2 separate regions of the Homo sapiens genome follow, and region 1 is linked to region 2. A link is a loop called in an ENCODE intact Hi-C map of the cell type or tissue named here. Cell type or tissue: psoas muscle. All regions are shown on one strand.

What was found. A loop is a pair of places that touch in the nucleus more often than their neighbours do. Peaks named below come from ENCODE experiments on the same cell type or tissue, not always from the same donor. Only the 100,000 strongest peaks of a DNase experiment are listed, where the experiment ranks them.
Region 1: it touches region 2 in a loop (6-fold over the local background); 2 of 110 quality-filtered maps call a loop at or near these places.

Annotation. Positions count from the first base shown.
Region 1 is chr22:25,351,010-25,353,509 of GRCh38, reverse strand. It overlaps the pseudogene LRP5L. Among named protein-coding and RNA genes, the nearest start is that of MIR6817, 100 kb to the left of the region's middle. In psoas muscle, no CTCF peak of the experiment used is centred here; no DNase peak of the experiment used is centred here.
Region 2 is chr22:25,085,650-25,088,149 of GRCh38, reverse strand. The region is part of intron 6 of KIAA1671; the gene reads right to left. Among named protein-coding and RNA genes, the nearest start is that of KIAA1671-AS1, 26 kb to the left of the region's middle. RefSeq lists an enhancer at 1,854-2,148. In psoas muscle, no CTCF peak of the experiment used is centred here; a DNase peak (open chromatin) is centred at 1,409.

The DNA of each region.
Region 1 (2,500 bases), 270 kb before region 2:
CCTAGCCAACATGGTGAAACCCCGTGTCTACTCAAAGTACAAAAAAAAAAATTAGTCAGACGTGGTGTCACGCACCTGTAATCCCAGCTCTTTGGGAGGCTGAGGCAGGAGAATCACTTGAACCCAGGAGGCAGAGGTTATAGTGAGCCAGTATTGCGCCACTGACCTCCATCTGGGCAATAGAGTGAGACCCTGTCTCAAAAAAAAAAAAAAAAAAAAGAAAAAAAATGCATGAATGCCAGGTGCAGTGGCTCACGCCTGAAATCCCAGCACTTTGGAAGGCTGAGGCAGGAGGATCACTTGAGCCCAGGAATTTGAGAGTGTCTCTCCTGGGCAACAGAGACAGACCTCATCTCTACTAAAAAAATAAAAATTACAAACAATTAGCCGGGCATAGTGGCATGTGCCTGTGGTCCCATCTACTTAGGAGGCTGAGGTGGCAGGATCCCTGAGCCTGGAGGCAGAGGTTGCAGTGAGCAGAGATCATGCCACTGCACTCCAGCCTGGGTGACAGAGTGAGAACCTGTCTCAAAAAAAAAAAAAAAAAGCATTCACTATCCACCATGGAAGGTGAGACTGACCCACTGTGAGTGATTGTTCAAAGAACAAAAAATAATCCCCAGAGATAAGACAAAAGGGTGCATCCATGGGGCTGTGATTTAAATCTGAGAAATTGGGCTTCTTTCCCCTCCCCTCTCACCCCATGGTTTACTAAAGGAGATGAACAAAAGGATTCTTTTTTTGGCTTAAATATTTAATACTAAATTAAAGCCAGTTTTAACAGCACTTCGGTTGATGAGATTAACAGACTGGCCAAAAATAAATGAACACACTCTGTACTGTGTGAAAAAGAGGCAGCTTTGGCCATGCTGGGTGAATGTGAGTTTTCAGGGTTGCTGGGAATGTCTGTGAATCAGAAGAAGGGCCTAGGTGGGAGTCTCAGGAGCCGAGACCCCAAGGGGTGACTTACCCAGTCCCTGCCCCAAGCCGTTACCGTGTTCTTCCTGGGTCGGAGCACAGGCCAGGAGGCTGGACCACCAGGCTGGCATTCTCGCTGAGCTGCTCCCTGACTTCCTGACCATGCTCCCTTCAGCAGCCTCTGCACTTTAGTTTCCTCGAATGAGAAATGGGGATGAGAATAGCTCCTAACTCCAAGGTGGATGGAGTAAGTTCGCACAGGTTGAATCCCTGGGATCAGCGCCTGGAGCCTGACAAGGTCCAGTCAGAGCCAGAACTGCTGTTACTGATACTGACCCTTGGCCGTACCAGGGGAGAACTTGGTTGCCATTGCCAGGTGTTCTCCCACCACGCCCAGCTACTGTCCCTGTTTGACATGTGGCTGGAATAAAGCTGTGCACGTTGCAGCTTTTGGCACATCCTGGCTTTGAGGTAAAAGGTACGTGTGTGTTTGAGGGTTGAGCCTGGCCATGGGAATGATAATCACAGCCCAACCCAGCCGTGAGGTCGAACCCTACCTAGGGGTGAGTCCTGAGCTTGACACCCCTGAGCTGTGCGGTTCACGGTGGCATTCATTGTGTGGCTTGGCTGCACCCCTTTCCCTGCTGGGCTGTTGGTGTTTAGATCGGAGCCTGTGTGTTCACTTCCAGGAACCAACCCTCATGCGGACAGGAATGGGGGTGCAGCCACCTGTGCTTCTTCACGCCCCACACAACCCGGTTTGGCTGCCCCATCTAGGGCCTGGAACTGCTGAGTGACATGAAGACCTGCATCATGCCCAAGGCCTTCTTGGTCTTCACCAGTAGAGCCGCCATCCACAGGATCTCCCTCGAGACCAACAACAACGATGTGGCCATCCTGCTCTCGGCGTCAAGGAGGCCTCGGCCCTGGACTTTGATGTGTCCAGCAACCACATCTACTGGACAGACATCAGCCTGAAGGTAGCGTGGGCCCGAACATGCACACGTGCAGCCTATATGGGAAAACCTTCCCTCTGTACCTGCCTCAAAGGTTTCAGACATTTTTCTTAAAGCACTATAATATTTATTGTAACACAATTCAAGCTAATTAAATATGAGCAAGCCTATTTCAAAAAAAATAGACGATTATAATGAGCAAATCCGGTAGACACACATGACGGCTTTTGTGAAATGCTTGTGTGAATGTGAAATGTCTGTTGTCCGTTGAGCTTGACCTCAGACACCCCACCCGCTGTCTTTCCAGTGCCCGTTTGCTTAGCACTCTTTCTTCATTTATAGTGCAAATATAAACATCCAGGACAAATACAGGAAGACCTTTTTTTTTTTTTTTTTTTTTTTTTTTTTTTTTTTTTTTTGAGACGGAGTCTTGCTCTGTCGCCCAGGGTGGAGTGTGCAGTAGCATGATCTCAGCTCACCGCAACCTCCACCTCCCAGGTTAAAGCGATTCTCCTGCCTCAGCCTCCTAAGTAGCTGGGTTTACAGGCATATGCAACCACACCCAGCTAGTTTTTTTAGTAGAGACAGGGTTTCACCATGTTGGCCAGGCTGGTCTTGAACTCTTG
Region 2 (2,500 bases):
GGCGACGGGGTGAGACTCTGTCTCAAAAAAAAAAAAAAGAAAGAAAGAAAGAAAAGAAAGACATCATTAACACCAGTGAAACCACTTCCATCTTCTTAAGAGCTTTCATTTTACCAAATGACCACTCACAGAGCACCAACTACTCCATGCTAGCCAATTTATACCCAGCATCTCATTTAATTGAGTCAATACCCTGAAGCCTCGCTAAAGGTGGTAGATGCTGTTGGTTCCCTGCCAGATCTCCTTTATTGGCTGGGGCGCCCATTCCCCAGGTGCTGGGGGCTCTGGCTGCTATGGCTCACAGCCCCCTCTCCTCCAGACCGTGGGCAGTGGAGAAAAAGCTGCCCCAGTGCTCTGAAGTAGGACTTATTTTGTGATGCTGTTCACCCGCCAAAGCTCCTGAATGGACCACGTTGACTCAAGCTGTTGTCACTAAATCACATCCACACAAATCCCCACCTCAGAGTCTGCTTCTGGGAACCCGACCTGAGACACTGCTCTGCAAAATCAACAAGGTGACGCAGTTGTTTTTGTTGTTGTTGTTTGGTTGGTTGGTTGGTTTTTGAGATGGAGGAGTCTCGCTCTGTCTACCAGGCAGGAGTGCAGTGGCGTGATCTCGTCTCACTGCAACCTCCGCCTCCTAGGTTCAAGTGACTCTCCTGTCTCAGCCTCCTGAGTAGCTGGGTTATAGGCGCCCGCCACCATGCCTGCCTAATTTTTGTATTTTCAGTAGAGACAGGGTTTCATCACATTGGCCAGACTGGTCTCGAACTCCTGAGATCAGGTAATCCACCACCTCGGCCTCCCGAAGTATTGGGATTACAGGCATGAGCCACTGTGCCCAGCAGGAACACAGTTTTTTAAACTGTTTCTGGGTATCCACTGATTCCAAACTAAATCTCTAAGAGTGGGCAGATTCAGCATGAGAAGTTTGGAAAAGCAAGACATGTAGCTGAGGTTGGTAAATAAGATCCCGGAGGCAGCGGCGGGGTGGGGGGTGGGAGGGGCAGAATAAAGGTTTATTATGCCCATTTTACAGATGAGAAAAACTGAGGCTCACATAAGTGATTTTTGTTGTCATGGATTCTAAATTTGAAGTCAAAGAGGTAGATTTGAACCCTGTTCCGTTGCACCCCAAAGCCTTAACTCTTCTCTCCATGCCTACTGCTCAGCTGTTTGGGGGTTAACAGGCCTGGCCAGTGCTGAACATGGTAACTTTAGGCTGGCTGTGAGTAGAACATTCCCCGGCTTTACTTGCCTGGTGCAAGCTGCTCAGCCGGCTCTAAATTTAGAACTGCTAACATGGTCAGGAAGAGGGGTCCCTGGGGGTTACTGTTCCACAGCCAGACGGCGCTGGGATTCGGACTGGCGCCTTGGTCACACTCAGAGCCAGCCTGGTGTGGAGAAAATATGGAAACAGCTCTCTGGCCGGCCTTTGGGGGATTTCCTGTCCACCTGTGCAGACCGAACAACAGGAAAAGTCTGCAGTGGGGTTGGGTGGATGGGACGGGGCAGATGGAGATGGGCGAGGTCCACCCAGCTGGGCTTCCCTTCTCAATTCATTCACAGATGGATGCTCCTACAAAGGTCAGGGCAGTGCAGGAAGCATTTGCTAAGCACCTGCTCTATGCCTGGCCCTGCATTAGGATCTGAGGGAAAAGATGAACGAGATACATTCCTCTCCTCAAGAAGTTCATTTATGCACTCACTCACTCCTGCGTTCAGCTCAACACATATTTATTTATTCAGCACCTATTGTGTGCCAAGCCCTGTTCTAGGAAGTGGGGAAACTAATGAGCAAGACATGTCCCTACCCACAAGAACCACTTTTTCACTCACCCACTCATTCGCTCATTCAGATTAACATTTAATGAGCACCTGCTGTGTGCAAGACCTTAAGCTAGGAAGTGGAGAGACAGAGATGAACAAGACATGCTCTCTGAGGATGAAAAGTTTCATTTTCGCATTCATTGTTTTCTTTCACTCTTTCATTCAGTTCTGTAAATGATTAATGAGCACTTGCTGTGTACTCAGCCCTCTGCTAAGCACTGTGCATATAGATATGAAACAAGACACAGCCACTACTGATAGAGTTCACTTCAGTGGTTCATTCATTCATTCAGCATAACATTCATTGATGGAAACTCCTGGATGTCAGGCACTGTGTCACGTGACAGGGATACAAAGATAGGGGCTGTTTCTGCTTGCAAAGAGTCTCACTCATCCATTCATTCTTTCATTCCTCCAGTGCAGTGAGTATTTATTGAGTGCCTACTATGTGTCAGGGACACAGATGTGCATACGAGAGAATCTCTGCTCTTGAACAGCCTTCCTCCCTTCCTCCCTCCCTCCCTCCCTCCCTCCCTTCCTCCCTTCCTTCCTTCACCACTTATCAGTTTGCTTCACTCAACATATATTGGACACTTACTGTCTATCAGGCTGTGCGGAGGCAGAGGAATGAATCCCAGGCCTGGATCTGAAGGAAGTCATAGACACACCA